Regions from separate parts of the Homo sapiens genome. Here region 2 is linked to region 1. A link is a loop called in an ENCODE intact Hi-C map of the cell type or tissue named here. Cell type or tissue: mammary epithelial cell. All regions are shown on one strand. Each heading gives the region's core, and the rest is flanking DNA. Links, peaks and the distances in the headings are about the cores only.

Region 1 (8,341 bases), core at 129-8,128:
AGGAAGAGAAGCTGAGGCTTAACCTCAGCATTAACCTAGATGTGTTAAGAATAGACGCTGACTCAAGCCAAAGCCCAATCTTTATCCCCATTGCAGATTAGCTCAAAATCATCACTAAGTAGCTCAGCATGAAGGACAATGTACCATAAAAACAGCTTAGGATGCCTATATGTAACATGGAAAAGCAAAGGTTGCATGAGGATAATATATATGAAAATCAAGGACCTCTCCTACTTTGCATTAGTGAAAAGAAACTGGAATGGCTGGGAGTGAGGGAGGACATCATTCCTCAAACATCAAATACAGTGGCAGTTAATAGCTCCTATGAATAATGCCAATAATTATAGCAATAACAAGAATGAGAACTTATGTTGACTACTTTCTATGTACCAAGCACTCTTCTAAATGCTTTCCCTATGTTATCTCCATTAATCCATACAACAATCCTGTAAGATAGGTACTATTGTAATCATTTTAAAAAGAGGAAAGCTGTTTCAGAGAAGTTAAGGAATATTCCCTTGGCCACATTGCTAGCAAATTGGGAAGCTGAGATTTTTTTTTTTTTTTTTTTGAGATGGAGTCTCACTCTGTCGCCCAGGCTGGAGGGCAGTCGTGCGATGTTGGCTCACTGCAAGCTCCACCTCCCGGGTTCATGCCATTCTCCTGCCTCAGCCTCCCGAGTAGCTGGGACTACAGGTGCCCGCCACCACGCCTGGCTAATTTTTTGTATTTTTAGTAGAAACGGGGTTTCACCGTGTTAGCCAGGACGGTCTCGATCTCCTGACCTCGTGATCCACCCGCCTCGGCCTCCCAAAGTGCTAGGATTACAGGCGTGAGCCACCGCGCCCAGTGACAGGCATTGTTTTAATGTTTTCTGCCTGCTCCTCTGTTCATGTGTTCAACTCTGTTCTCTTCCTCAGTACCTAACTCCCACTCAGAGCAAACTCCCTCCCATTAAGCCTTAAATTTTTATAATCTGTCTTTGCTGGTATTTGCTGCTAAGGGCTTTTCCAATTTGAAGATCAATTTTCAAGTCAAATGACTCATGAGAGTAATTGTTAACCATAATGCTAGAGTGTTTTGAGGACATTCTTAATATACATTAGCAAAAGACATGTAATACATAAAATTGATTTTGTCTTAGGTAATCTGCAAATTGAGTCTTATAATATTTCTGTTTGTTTAATTTGTTGTTATGATATGAATCCCCAGTGAAGACCCTCTTCGCCCGAGTTTGAGTTGTTTTGTGAATACTATTCATCTTAAGACAACAATGTATGAGGGCAAACATTTTCCTATTTCTGTTATATGTTGCTGTAGTTTGGCTCATCTGACCCCTCCAAATCTCACATGGAAATCTGATCCCCAAGGTTGGAGGTGAGGCCTAATGGGAGGTGTTAGGATCATAGAGGTGGATTCTTCATGAGTAGATTAATGCCCTTCCTGGGAGTGGGTGGTGAGTGAGTTCTCACTCTGTTAGTTCCCAGGAGAGCTGGGTGTTACTTCCTCGCTCACCACATGATCTCTGTAGATGCCAGCTCTCCTTTGCCTTCCCCCGTAAGTGGAAACAGTCTGGGGCTGCCACTAGATGCCCAATCTTCCAGCCAGTAGAATTATGAGCCAAATAAACGTTTTTTCTTTATAAATTACCCAGTCTACCTACAGAATGGGAGGAAATTTTTGCAAACTATGTATCTCACAAAGGTCGACTATTCAGCATCTATAAGGAACTTAAACAAATTTACAAGAAAAAAAACCTCGTTAAAAAAAGTGGGCAAAGGACATGAACAGACAATTTTCAAAAGGAGACATATATGCGGCCAACAAACATATGAAAGGAAGCTCAACATCACTGATCATTAGAGAAATGAAAACTACAATGAGATACCATCTCACACCAGTCAGAATGGCTATTATTAAAAACCAAAAAGCCCGGGTGCAGTGGCTCATGCCTGTAATCCCAGCACTTTGGGAGGCCGAGGCGGGTGGATCATGAGGTCAGGAGTTCGAGACCAGCCTGGCCAAGATGGGGAAACCCCGTCTCTACTAAAAAATACAAAAATTAGCCAGGTGTGGTGGCAGGCACCTGTAATCCCAGCTACTCAGGAGGCTGAGGCAGGAGAATTGCTTGAACCCGGGAGGTGGGGTTGTGGTGAGCCAAGATCATGCCACTGCACTATAGCCTGGGTGACAGAGCAAGACTCCATCTCAAAGCCAACAACAACAACAAAAAAAACACAGATGCTGGCGAGGTTGCAGAGTAAAAGGAGTGTTTATACACTGTTGGTGGGAATGTAAATTAGTTCAACCATCGTGGAAGACAGTGTGGTGATTCCTCAAAGATCTAAAGACAGAATTTCCATTTGACTCAGTAATCCCATTACTGGGTATATGCCCAAAAGAATATAATCATTCTATCATAAAGACACATGCACATGTATGTTCATTGCAGCACTATTCACAATAGCAAAGACATGGAAACAACCCAAATGCCCATCAGTGGTGGACTAGATAAACTGTGGTGCATATATACCATGGAATACTATGCAGCCATAACAAAGAACAAGATCATATCCTTTGCAGGAACATGGATGGAGTTGGTGGCCATTATCATTTGCAAACTAATGCAGGAACAGAAAGCCAAATAAATACTGCATGTTCTTACTTACAAGTGGGAGCTAAATGATGAGAACACATGGACACATAGAGAGGAACAACACATACTGGGGCCTATCAGAGGTGGAGGGTGGGTGGAGGGAGAGGATCAGGAAAAGTAACTAACGGGTACTGGGCTTAATACCTGGGTGATGAAATAATCTGTACAACAAAGCCCCATGACATGAGTTTACCTGTGTAACAAACCTGCACAGGTACCCCCTGAACTTAAAATAAAAGTTAAATTAAAAAGAGTAACACTAAATATAAATAAACAAAAATAAATTACCCAGTCTCATTTACTCCTTTACAGCCAAATGAATGGCCTTGAACATATGTCCTATCTGATACCTGAAGCATGAATGATTTGATGAAGCTTTCTTTCATTTATTCCATAAATATTTATTATGTGTTGACCATATGCCAGGTATCTGGCAAGTGCTGGGACACAAATGCAAAAATGACAGATATCTTTTACTCTCACAAAGTTTATAATCTCATGTAGATGAAAGGGTATTGGTGATACAATGACTCTATTAGCTGAGAGGGCAAGTCTTAAAGAATGACTGCTGTGCCGGGCATGTTGGCTCACATCTGTAATCCCAGCACTTTGGGAGGCTGAGGCAGGTGGATCACTTGAGATTGGGAGTTTGAGACCAGCCTGACCAACATGGAGAAACCCCATCTTTACGAAAAATACAAAATTAGCCGGGCATGGTGGCGCATGCCTGTAATTCCAGCTACTCAGGAGGCTGAGGCAGGAGAACGACTTGAACCCGGGAGGCAGAGGTTGCGGTGAGCCAAGATGGCGCCATTGCACTCCAGCCCAAGAAACAAGAGCAAAACTCCATCTCATAAAAAAAAAAAAAAAAAAAAAAAGAATGACTGCTGTAAGAGGTGTAGAAGAGACCTCAGACTGGAGAAAGCAAAAGGACAAGGATTGCTCTCCTTAGCGTTTTAGTGTGTGTGTGTGTGTGTGTGTGTGTGTGTGTTTTTACTATGAATATATATATTTTTATTTAGTCATTTTTGTTTACTATTGAAACTCTGGGAATTCACAATTAACATCCTTGCCCATGAGCTTCTTATAGACACCAGAAAAAGTTTCAACCTTGTGTTCCACATTGTTCTGTTGTGCTTTGTCCAAATGAACCTTTATGAGCCGGCTGCCATCTAGTTTGACGCGGATTTTCTTGCCCACAATTTCACTTGGGAAGACCAAGTCCTCAAGGATGGCATCGTGCACAGCTGTCACAGTGCTGCTCCTGGGACGCTTTTGCTTATTTTTTGTACAGCTTTTTCGAGTTGGCTTAGGCAGAATTCTCCTCTGAGCGATAAAGACGACATGCTTCCCACTGAACTTTTTCTCCAATTCACTTACTAGCCGGATTTGGATTTTCTGGAAAGATTTCAGTTGAGTAACGGGAACAAGTATTATGATAGCTTTCCGACCACCACCAACTTCAATTTCCTTGGCTGCCGTAATATTCAGCTCTCTGAGCTGAGCCTTGAGTTCTGAGTTCATCTCCAGCTCCAGAAGAGCCTGGGAGATGCCGGACTCGAACTCCTCCGGCTTCTCGCCGTTGGGTTTCACGATCTTGGCGCTCGAACTGAACATGGCCTTCTCCTGGGAGAACTCGCCGAGCGCCGGCTTATGAAGAGCTGCTCTCCTTAGCTTGATGCACAAGGTCCTCCATGCTTGGCTCCATTTGACCCTCACAGAGACAGCATGGTTCAGAGCATGGGCTCCAGAGCCAGATCACCTGGCTTTGCCACTTACTAGCTGTGTGCATGGGCCAGTTAGGTTAAATGTTTTGTACCTCAGTTTTCTCATCTGTAAATGAGATTGTAATGAATATTAAGAGGGTTTATTTGTATAAAGTGTTTAAAACAGTGCCTGACACATAGTAAGTTTAATATAAGTAAGTAGTCACTAAAAAAGGAGAGAAAAAAGTGAGTTTTTTCCTCTTCTGCCAATCCCGCAAGGGTACCTTGGTTTCTGTCCACTTTTGAAATTATTTTATTATTATTTGTATTTTACTTTAAGTTCTGGGGTGCATGTGCAGAACAGCGTTCTGTCCACTTTAAACATTTTAATAACCCACCCCAAGCACCACATGTTGTTTGACATATATCCATTAGTTATTATTAATGTCCATTATAAATTTATTGGACATCTCCTATATGCCAGGTGCTGTTACTCAATTATGAGAGGCAGTATGAGAAGCAAGGATTTAGGATCAAACAGATGTTGGTGGAATTCTGCCTTAACCATCATCTAGCTCTGAGACTTCAGGAAAGTAACTTAACCTCTCAGAGCCTCAGCTAAGTCACCTGTGAAATGGAGATGATGTTATCTTCACAAAATCTGTGATGAGGATCAAATATATTCAATATATAAAGAGTTGGCCGGGCGTGGTGGCTCACACCTGTAATCCCAGCACTTTGGGAGGCCAAGGCGGGTGGATCACCTGAGGTCAGGAATTTGAGATCAGCCTGGCCAACATGGTGAAACCCCATCTCTACTAAAAATAAAAATTTGCCAGGTGTGGTGGTGCACACCTGTAGTCCCAGCTACTCAGGAGGCTGAGGCAGGAGAATTGCTTGAACCCGGAAGGTGGAGGTTGCAGTGAGCGGGGATCATGACAATGCATTCCAGACTGGGCGACAGAGCGAGACTTTGTCTCGATAATAGATAGATGATATAGATAGATGATAGATAGATAGATAGATAGATAGATAGATAGATAGATAGATAGAAAAAATAAAAAGCTTAGCAAAATGCCAGGCATTTGATAAGCACTCAATAACAAGGAGAAACTAGAGGAGGTGGAGGAGGAAAAGGATAATCTTGGAGGTGGATACTGTTATTTAGTTAGAAAAGTGAGGTTCAATGCCCTCAACCCCTGCCCTCTCATCCTGCCTTGGTCAGAGACTCTTTCTCCTCTGCGCCACATTCCCGTCAACTCCAGTTTCCTCTAATCGCTATCAACAATGTTTTCATTGAACCTTGCTCTTAGTAAGCTGTCTGTTGGAAAAATATTAAGACTCCTGGATTGCTTGTTGAAACTCTGTCTTTCAAATATTTCACATACTTTGAGATTCTTTTGATCCTTCTACCCCATAACCTGACACAGTGTCTCCCTTGGTGAACCCTTGTACAACTAACATTCTATGTCTATTATGTCCCTTCACACATATTGCCCCAGATTATAGTTATTTGGGCACTTGTCATATCTACTTCAGTGTATTATATATTTTTTAAGGTCAAAGGACTGTGTTTTACTCAGAAGTCTTTTTATTTAATTCTAGTAGAATCCCAGTGGCTCTTCCAGGTCTTGGCTTCTAAGCTTTCATGCTTCTTCATCTTTTTCTCTCAATAGACGTTCTATTTTATGGGACAAGGAGAGGTGGGGGCCATTAAGTATAAACATTCTCAGCCTCCAAACTGATAAGTATCTTCTCTGCCTTGTCTCCAAGGAAGCAATGAACCACTTCTTGGACAAAGTTCTCAGACCCATTTTAGAGAGTTGGTCAGTACAGCTTAATGGTGAAGATCATATTCTCTGCAACCAGACTGCCTGAGTTTGAACTTCTGGCTCTGCAATTTACAGTACCGGCTATGTAACCTTGAGCAAGTTACTAAGCCTGTCTGTACCTTGATTTCCTCCTGTGACAAATGAAGACAATAGCAATTGTCCCTGCCTCCAGGATGATAGCAAGGATTAAATGAGTCAGTGAGTGAAAACTACTCACTACAGAGCGTGCTTAGCACATGGCACGAATGTAGTAATGGTTAGTTGTTATTATTAATTACCTCCCGTCACCTTCTATGATATCTTTAGAGATCTTTTTTCAAACCTTTCCTCAATCTTACTCTGGAGTGTTCCTCATCCTAAAAAAAGATCTTTCCCTTAACTCTACGGCTCCTTAACCCTTTGCCTTCTTGGGCTTCTTTCCTCTACCGTAAGACTTCTAGGGGCCAGGCATGGTGGCTCACGCCTGTAATCCAGCACTTTCGGAAGCCGAGGCGGGTGGTTCACCTGAGGTCGGGAGTTCAAGACCAGCCTGGCCAACATGGTGAAACCCTGTCTTTACTAAAAATACAAAAAATTAGCTGGGTATGGTGGCGGGTGCCTGTAATCCCAGCTACTAGGGAGGCTGAGGCAGGAGAATCACTTGAACCCGGGAGGTGGAGGTTGCAGTGAGCCAAGATTGTGCCATTGCACTCCAGCCTGGGCAACAAGAGTGAAACTCTGTCTCAAAACGAAACAAAACAAAACAAAATAAAACAAAGACTTCTAGGAACAATAGTTCCTATTTGCTGGCTTTATAATCTCACTTCCCATTCCCTCTCTGGCCATCTGCAGAAAATCTAGATTCCACAGCCAGCATTCTACTGACTGCTCTGATGAATCTCATGGAGTGACCTTGGTGCTTATCCTACTAGAGGTCTCTGAAATGTAACCTTCCTCCCTCCAGAAAAGTCTCTCCTCACCTCCTCAGCTTCAGTAACTTTTTTCTCTCAGTTCCCCTTCTACTTCTCTTAACATCTCCTTCTCTCTCTTTTGCTGGCTCCATTTTCTCTACCAACTCCCTGAGAGTTAATACTGTATTTTGGAGTATTCTCTCCTTTACCTCTTCTTTTCATAGGGTCTGTGGGCAAATCTTTATCTATAGCCCTGACCCCTTGTCTGAACTTTAAACTCATATAACCAACTGCTTCCTAGACTTCTCTGCCTAGATAAACCACATGCACCTCCAAATCAACCAGACACCTTCCCTATCTCAGAGTTTTCCTGACTCTCCAACTAGCCACCCGACTTACATATCTCAAGGTCATCCTAGATTCATTACCTACACATGCAGTTATCTTGACCAGACCGTACCTCCCTTATTCATAGTGAGCTGGCATCTCTTCTCCATCCTCACTGATCTGCAAGTCTAGACCCCTATAATATCTCCAGTTTAGACTATTGAAGACCTTCACTATCAGGCCTCCAATCTCTGGTTTCTTATGATAGATAATATAGTTTGCAAACTGTTTTCAGAGTGTGGTCATTACAAAACACTGATCTGTTTTTCTCTGTTCTGAATAGAGGCTGGCAGTATCGTCTGATTGCCTATAAATAAAGCCTATCTTTTTAAGCTCGTATCTAGCAAAATCTCACAGAGTACTCTAAGATCTAGTTACTTTAGATTATCTTTTTTTCCCCGATTCATCAATGTGGGACCTCGTACTTTGTGGTGTGTAACTCACAGCCAAGCTCAGATCTTTCCCCTTGTAACATAATCGTTGGGACAGATCAGTTCATTCCTAAAGTGGTACCACCAAGCTGTGATCCCATGGTATTCCTCCTCTTGTATTACCTGTTTTAAACTGCTGGCCATCCAGAGGCCCAAGATGAAAACCCAGAAATCATCCTAGACTTTTAAGTTAATGTAGTCAACAGGTAATGAACATATTATTTGTCAGGTGTCATAAATAATATGGCATAATAATAAGACCAAACACATACATGCTAAGTGATGGGCACTTTTGAAGTGAGATAAACAGACAAGTAGACAGAAGAAATATATTAATATATAACACTTAGAAGCAAAATAGGAATAGTATGCATCTCAAATACTTGTGAGGATTAAATGTTCTAAATAAACTCATATATATCACTTAGAACATTTTATC
Region 2 (8,341 bases), core at 319-8,318, 65 kb after region 1:
CCTCCCACCTCAGCCTCCTGAGTAGCTGGGACTATGGTTGTGCACCACCACACTCGGCTAATTTTTATATGTTTAGTAGAGACTGGGTTTCTCCATGTTGACCGGGCTGGTCTCAAACTCCTGGGCTCAAGAGATCTGCCTGCCTTGGCCTCCCAAAATACTGGGATTACAGGCATGAGCCACCTCTCCTTGCTCCATATGAAGAATTTCTAATTGTCCAATAGAATTTTTATTTGTCTAGCTTTCAAATCAGTTGAATATGTATACTTCAGGAGATCAGTGAATAGGTTTGAGGGAGGCAATAGCAATACTCTGAGAAATAAAGCTTTTTACATGGTCCAAACTTACCAGGTTTAGGGTACAGCTCTGCAGCACTGTTTCCCTTATGTTCTTTTGGAGGGTTCCACAAGAGTCAAGATACTAACGCGAGGAGAAGCAACTGGTTCCTAGGACATGAGCTATCTTCCTAGGGTACTTAATGCATTGTAGATGCTCAAGACTTAGCCTTTGATGGATTGAAAATATGTGGCCAGCATGATCCAGAGGAAACGGGGTGTTTCTCTGCCTAGTTGTGACTGTGTCTCCTCAGCTCTTCTTGACTCCTCTGGAAGAGGCAGGTAGAACGGGAAAAGGGAAGTAGGAAAAATGAAAAGAGGAGGGAAATAGAATGATACCTGGGGGTGGAAGGAGAGAAATTCTTAGAATTGGGAAGAGGAAACACTGTCATTACATTAAGTTTGCTGGCATGAAGGATGCTGGAGTGAAGGGATGCTGAAGTGCTCCTGGACCCATCACAAAATGTTTGCAGATGAAGAAGCTAAAGTTAGAGAGGGGAAATGACGAATTCAGGGTTACTTATAAAGGCTGATACTTTAGCAATCATTGGTGGTTTTCTATGGTATTTTAAGCAACAACAAAAAAAAAACCTTGATGTTATTCTTAACATGTCTTCCTCTGTCTCTAATGCCCAAATTAAATCCATAAGCAAATTCTGTTGAGCCTATTTGAAAATATATCCCGAACCCAGCTATTCCTCTTTTCCTCCACCATTATCTTCATCCTAGTCAAGTCACCCTCTCCTCTCCCCTGAATTAGGAAATGATCTTGAGCTTTTCCCATGTCCTGGGTATGGTCTCTTCACACAGCAGCCAAAATGATCCTTTAAACACTTAAGATCATGTTACCTCTCTGCCCAACATACCCACTGACTTCCCACCTCACTCAGAGTAAAATTCAAAGAGCTGTCTGCCACCTATGAAGCCCTGGATAAACCTGCCTCCCACTGCATCTCTCCTTTCGCTATATCCTGATATTCCTTTGACAAATGCAGCACGCTCCTACCTCAGGGCCTTTGTAGTTGGTGCTTCCCTCTGCCCGAAACATTCTTCCCTCAGATATTTGCATGGCTCAATTCTCACTCAGACTTCAGGTCTGCTCAAGGGTCAGCTTATCAGACCACTTTCTTGATTGTCTTCTGTAAATTAGCACACACATTCCACACTCCTGTCCTCTACTCCACTTCTTTTTCCTTCTGGCATTTGTCCCCGTTGTACATATTTAGTATTATCTGTCTCCATTCACTAGAATATAAATTCTATGAGGGCAGAGATTTGCCTGTTTTCTTTTCTATCCATTATTTCTCCTATCTGGCATATATTAGGCCCTGAAAAACGTTTGTTCAATCAGTGAATAAATGAACTGAAGCCCAATGTCTCAGAGCAAAGGAATAAAGCACTGGGAATTCCAAAAAGATGTGGAGTTAATTCTTAATTCTGTTATTTGCCGGCTGTCTTTTAGCCACATTATCAGCCTCCATTTCTCCAGCCTGTTACATGGAGATAATACCCAACTACATTTCTTATTAAAGGAAGCGTGGAATTTAACTGCAATCAGGGCAAGATGATTAACATTTATTGAGCACTGTCTTTGGGTTGGACCCTTTACATAATATCATTCTCAAAAATCCTCTTGTAAGACAGGTGTCAAATTCCCCACTTAACAAAGACTAGTCTGAAATTCAGAGTTAAATTAACAAAACAGTAAGTGTTGGAGTTAGGATTTTCTTTTCTTTCTTTCTTTTTTTTTTTTTTTTTTTTGAGATGGAGTCTTGCTCTGTTGCCCAGGCTGGAGTCCAGTGGCGGGATCTCAGCTCACTACAAGCTCCGCCTCCCGTGTTCACGCCATTCTCCTGCCTCAGCCTCCAGAGTAGCTGGGACTACAGGCACCCACCACTACGCCCGGCTAATTTTTTGTATTTTTTAGTAGAGACGGGGTTTCACCGTGTTAGCCAGGATGGTCTCGATCTCCTGACCTCATGATCTGCCTGCCTCCGCCTCCCAAAGTGCTGGGATTACAGGCATGAGCCACTGTGCCCGGCCGGAGTTAGGATTTTCATCCAGTGCTCTGTGGCCCTTAAATTCATGTCCAACCTTGGAGAGCTAAGCACGCAGGAAAACAAAAAAAAAGAAAAAATGACTTTCTTTTTACCATGGGATGCTTTCAACTGTTATTTGAACTGTTATTTTCAGGTCAGCATCAAGAGCCAAATGTGAAAGTCAATGCCACATATTGAGTTGCTGTCATTGTATGGGAGAATAAATAATATCTTTTCCTTACCCATTGCAAGGGTCATAGTTGAGGCACTTATAATAAAAGACAGATTAACAAGAGAAAAGCACACAAATGTATTTAATGTAAGTTTTATGAGACAGTGAAATCTTCAGAAATGAAGACCCCAAAGAAACAGGGAAATCTGTGTATTTTTATGCTTAGGTTTGATGAAAAGTGGCCAGTGGTGCAGAAGTATGATTGGAGAGAGGGATTATGATCTAATAATGGTAATAAACTGGGAGGAATTTAGCAAGGTCTATTTGTTCAGATTCTTCTTGGCTTCTCTGTGTCTGAGGATTAGGATGTTCCTTTTTCCTGGGCATAGGGTGGGCACCTCTGGAATGAAGTCTTGTTTTGTTTTGTTTTGTTTTGTTTGTTTGTTTGTTTTTGAGAGGGAGTCTTGCTCTGTTGTCCAGGCTGGCGTGCAGTGGTGCGATCTCGGCTCACTGCAACCTCTGCCTCCCGGGTTCAAGTGATTCTTCTGCCTCACCCTCCTGAGTAGCTGGGATTACAGGCACATGCCACCATGCCCGGCTAATTTTTTTGTATTTTTAGTAGAGATGGGGTTTCACCATGTTGGTCAGGCTGGTCTTGAACTCCTAACCTCGTGATCTGCCCATCTGGGCCTCCTAAAGTGCTGGGATTACAGGCGTAAACCACTGTGCTGGCCGGAATGAAGGTTTTATGACCTACTTCAGAAGAATGTCAGCTAGGTTTTATGGCCTGCTTCAGGGGAGAAAGGGTGAGGGGAAGTTGAGAATGACCTTCCTGCTTCTGCTGTTTTCTCTAATGCTAAGGTGCCATATGTCCTGAACCTCATCATCATCAAATATTGATAAAAGGACCACAGTGTGACAGAAGAGACTTTAGCAGGTGAAACTTGTGTCTCCTTATGGTTAAAGCAAAGCAAAGGAAACTGTAGCAAACACTCCTGAAAGAGCTGTAGCAAACCTGCAGGGTCCGCACAGCTTCCTAGGTCTCTGCCTAATCAGGAGTCATGACTAGTTTCAAGAACAGCCTGTGGGATTTGGCGGCTACTTTCACAGCTCTTCAGCTGATGTGAGGTCTGCCATTTACGACTTTGCAGGCTTCCTTTATGTGTGGCAAAATGGAGGGAGAGGTGCCAAGTCACAGCAAAATCCTGGCTTTCTTATTTCAAAGCACCACCCCCCTTCCAGTCCTTTCTATTGCATGTTGTGGTGCCACCCATGGCTTAGGGAATTTCATTTTTAGCTCTCTGTGTTCCAAATACATTCTCAGTGAGTGATGTCTTCTATCTTTCAGGGTTTCTGAGCCAGTTGTGTCCAGGTGAGTCACCTGCCCCAAAGGAATGCCAGATTCTGTTAGAAAGCCCCATGAAAGTGGATCTACATCTTATTAATCTTACTTTCGTCTTAGTTGTACTGGTGAAGAAAAGTGCTTTTGTAAGAAAAGTGCTTTAACAAGCAGGGTTTCCCATTTTTTTCTCAGCTTAGGTAAGGCGGTAATTCTGATAAAGTAAATTGGTTTCCTAAACCAGTGTTATCACACTTTTCATAGTTATGGTATTTTTAGTGGTATAAATTGAAGGAATTAAAAGATTCATGTAACATCAGTAAATAAGTCAGCAGTCATTACTGATCAGTCTGAGGGGCAGAAAACAATCTTGTCTCACATTTTAATTTTCTTTTCAGTTCTCTCTTGGTCTCTCAGCAACACTGTTGCTGTTTGATAGAAATATTGACTACCCTAACTACTCTGTCTTATATACACAGAAGAGAGTGTTCTCAAGTGTTCCAGTAAATGCTTCTTTCTTTGGCACCTGTTTGATCTTGATACAATCCTTTCTGGTTCACAGCAAGTTTTGCTCTGCCCTACAGCCTGTCACACCACCCACTGCTTATCTGGCAGGCATTGCTGAATAGAATGTCTTTAGTGCTAGCCAAAAAGTATTGGGTATATTGATCACAAATTAATAACACATCCACTTTTTTTTGGGATACATATACGTGCTGTGTTACACTCTTTGTGAACCATCGGTCTGGACAAATGCAGTCCAAGATTGTTTTGATTTTCTCTATTCCATCTTGTTTTCCTCTTTTACCTATAACTGTATTTAATGTGTGCTTTTGCCAAGATAATATGTGTGTGTGATTTTTTTCTTTCTTTCAGGGTACCAGCCTTCCTTTCCTTTGGGTCAAATGAGATCACAAAACAATAATAGCTGAGCACAGCTCTGGTTCTTGGTAAAGGAATCCAGTTTAGAGAAATTGCATTAGTCAAAAACAATATGAGTTTGACCCCTATCCACTTAGTGATTGGGTGGTGTTAATCTGAACTCCTGTTCTTTCCTTTCCTCTAAATTAGAGATCATAATGATACCTGTCTATGAAGATTAGATGCAATAATACATGGAATATGTGTAGCACAGGCCACAGTGCTTAGTATAATTTCCTTTTTTTAAATGGCTCTCTCCTTTTCTGGATACCACTGTGTATCTGCTGGCACTGCTGCTAAATGCCTTGGGTCAGGCCTACAGAATGGATGAATTGGAATTGACAGCCAACCAGCAAGCAAGAGTTACTGGCTGACTTTCTGAAGTGTCAGAAAGATCCATATTAACTCTGTTCTTCATAAGAGGTTTAAACATAGCCCTCTTCTTATACACCTGCATTCAATTTTTTTTACAAGAAAATCTCAGTAATCCCATTTTCTCATGGCATGAGTTTTCCTAATCCTGTACAGCATGATTGAAGAATCAAGCTGGCCATGCTTGGAATCAAATGAGACTATTACCTGATCTCATGAGACTTTCTTCTGAGCCCATAAAAGCAACTGCTTCTCAAGACAGTTCTTTCAGGGGAGGAAGGGAGGAGAATTTATCCACTAGCTCCCATTTCTCATTGGTCAAATATTTGCTTTCTAGTACATTAGTTCTTCTACACATCTGGGTTGTACCTATGTGGGACCTAGCAAGCCTCATGTCATTTCATCCCTCAGCATTGACTGGGCAAAAAGCAAGAAGTGCCTAGTGTGGGCATGTGAAAATATTGTTCGGCCTACATGAAATTAGTCAGAGATCAACCAATGTTTGTCAGTGCAGTGACTACTGGTGTTGGAACAAGCATGGCAATGACAGAAGTAGATGCAGCCAAGATATTGAAATAAGCCATAGGCTGTACATGATACATTCCACCCCTTGCACTATTCACATCAATTCATGTGCTCTCATTATATCCAGCTGCCATAATAAACATTGTGTGTGCGTGTGTGTGTGTGTGTGTGTGAACAGCATGCTGTCACTTTTTTTCCCAAAAGGAGAGGTTCACTCAACCAAAGAGTCCTCTTCAAGGTGGTGACTAGCTATAATCTCTGAAAAGACTTAAATAAAGGGTTGAGTGAAGCTATAATTCCTGTTGCTACAACTGATCCCAAGGCTGTAATAGGTATCTATCACCTCCTTTCTTCACCATCTATTCTGAATCCCCTCATCTTCAGTTGTTCATCTGCTGGGATGACATGGAGCTTCATCTCTGAGGGTTTCTATTCATAGTTGCCTTGCCCTTGTCAGGCTCTGGTTGTTACAATTGAGCATCTTCTATGCATAATACTACCAAGAGAAGGCCAGGCATGGTGGCTCACCCCTGTAATTCCAGCATTTTGGGAGGCTGAGGCCGGTGGGTCATCTGAAATCAGGAGTTCAGGACCGGCCTGACCAACATGGGTAAAACTCCGTCTCCACTAAAAATACAAAATTAGCCAGGCATGGAGATGCATGCCTGTAATCCCAGCTACTCAGGAGGCTGAGGCAGGAGATTTGCTTGAACCTGGGAGGCAGAGGTGGCAGTGAGCCAAAGATCGTGCCATTGCACTCCAGCCTGGGCAACAAAAGCGAAACTCCATCTCAAAAACCAACCAACCAACCAACAAACCAACCAACCAACCAAACAAACAAACAAACTACTACCCAGAGATACCTCAGTGAATTCCTGGGTTCCTGACATGTTCCTTTTTATCCCTGTTGTATAGTAGCAATTCTGGATTATTTCTCATGATAATCAGGATCAGTGATTCCTGAGGAGACACTCACACCTTTGTTATGTGTTAGTTCCTGGTATAAGGAACTTCAAGTAAAAAGGTATGTAGGTTATAGCTTTAAGTTCATTAGGTACCTTTCTGTGTCATCTGACAGAGCATTCTGCCATCCATCTGATCCCTCTAGAACTGTAATCTCTAACCTTGTACAACCTATGATTAGAAAGTACAAGTTCTGTGAGTTTCGGAAATAAGAAAACCCAATTCTATTTGACTCTGTGGTTCCCAGATCCATGAATTCTTGCTATTTAGGATAAAGCAACACCATATAATTTGCTTTTTGTCAGCAGATAGTCTACAACTTAGGGGAAAGAGAACTCTTGAGCTGGTGCCTTTGCTGAAGCTTTAACAGGACTTTCCACTGTTCTACTAGACAGAGTATCTTGATGATGGTGTGCATAGGAAGACCAGTGGGTCCTTTAGTCATGCATCCAGGTAGCCTTTCCTTTGGCATAAATTGGGATTTTGTTCTGGGGAAGTGCTGAATGGAATACAATACACATAGATCAGATAGTCTGTAAGCCAGTAGATGGTGGTGCTGAGGGAGGTACAAGGGAAGGCAAACTAACACCATAAGGAGATTTCTATTTCAGTGAGACCAAGTCACAGTCCCTTTCATGTTGGAAGTGGCTCATTGTAGTAAACCTACTGCTATACTTGAGTTTGCCTCAAGGGATAGTGCCATCTTGATGGCTCAGAATTAGTCTCTTCTACTAGGAGACTGGACATTCACCATGACAGTAGCTGTATTAGTCTTTGTGAGAGGAAGTCAATGCTGTCCGGCCAATTCAATGTCTTAGTTTCTGCCACATGACCCATTTCATTGGCTGTGGTTGCTAAAGGGGGCAATCCATAGAAAGATTCATTCTGTCCCTTTAATTGTTGACCACCTCCTCTGCATGGACTATTCTCTAATGAGTATTTATGTGAGACACAAGGACATAAATACTTTGGGCTCAGTCCTATAAATTCATTTATATAACTCTTCCTAGAATTCCTTGTTCTTGATCTTTTGTCATTCCTTCCAGGCCCCTCAACAATGAGCCAAGTCACTGACCGCTTACCAGGAGTCTATGTAGGTCTGTACCTGAAGCCACATCTCATTCCATTATAATCAAATGACCAAGTGTTCTGCTAGCAGCTCTGCCCAATGGGAGAATTTCCCTTCACCACTGTCCTCTAGAAGTACCCCAATGGGATTATAATAACAATTGTCCATGTTTAGTCGGCACCAACGTATTATGCCACCCATTTTGAACCAAGCCCAAGTCCTTTCCTCCTCTGACAATTGGTTATGGAAAGCCCTCCATAAATTAGAGGTTTGGATTTTAGAAGAGGCATTAGTTTGATAATGTGAATCTGAGCTACCTGTTTATGAAATGTACTTGTACCTTCTTGAACTATTTGGACCTGATCCTAATGTAGCATTTCCATGGAATAATAAGTTGCCTTGCACCTACTCCAACCATGACACAGTGGATCAAATAAGATTCAGCATATGATGGGCAGCTTTGGATACATAGTCATTGATATTAATACCCAGTCCCTCTTAGGGTCCAGTAGAATGACAGGCATTGCTTTTCTTTTTTCTTTTCTTTTCCTTTCTTTTCTTTTCCTTTTCCTTCCTTCCTTCCTTCCTTCCTTCCTTCCTTCCTTC

The links. A loop is a pair of places that touch in the nucleus more often than their neighbours do. Peaks named below come from ENCODE experiments on the same cell type or tissue, not always from the same donor. Only the 100,000 strongest peaks of a DNase experiment are listed, where the experiment ranks them.
Region 2: it touches region 1 in a loop (7-fold over the local background); 17 of 110 quality-filtered maps call a loop at or near these places.

What each region holds. Positions count from the first base shown.
Region 1 is chr1:68,238,783-68,247,123 of GRCh38, forward strand. It overlaps the pseudogene RPS7P4. Among named protein-coding and RNA genes, the nearest start is that of WLS, 10 kb to the left of the region's middle. In mammary epithelial cell, for the core only: no CTCF peak of the experiment used is centred there; no DNase peak of the experiment used is centred there.
Region 2 is chr1:68,303,817-68,312,157 of GRCh38, forward strand. LOC105378782 (a long non-coding RNA gene) reads left to right here. Exons shown (of 3, transcript XR_947476.3): 3 at 1-1,752. Among named protein-coding and RNA genes, the nearest start is that of WLS, 75 kb to the left of the region's middle. In mammary epithelial cell, for the core only: no CTCF peak of the experiment used is centred there; a DNase peak (open chromatin) is centred at 3,885.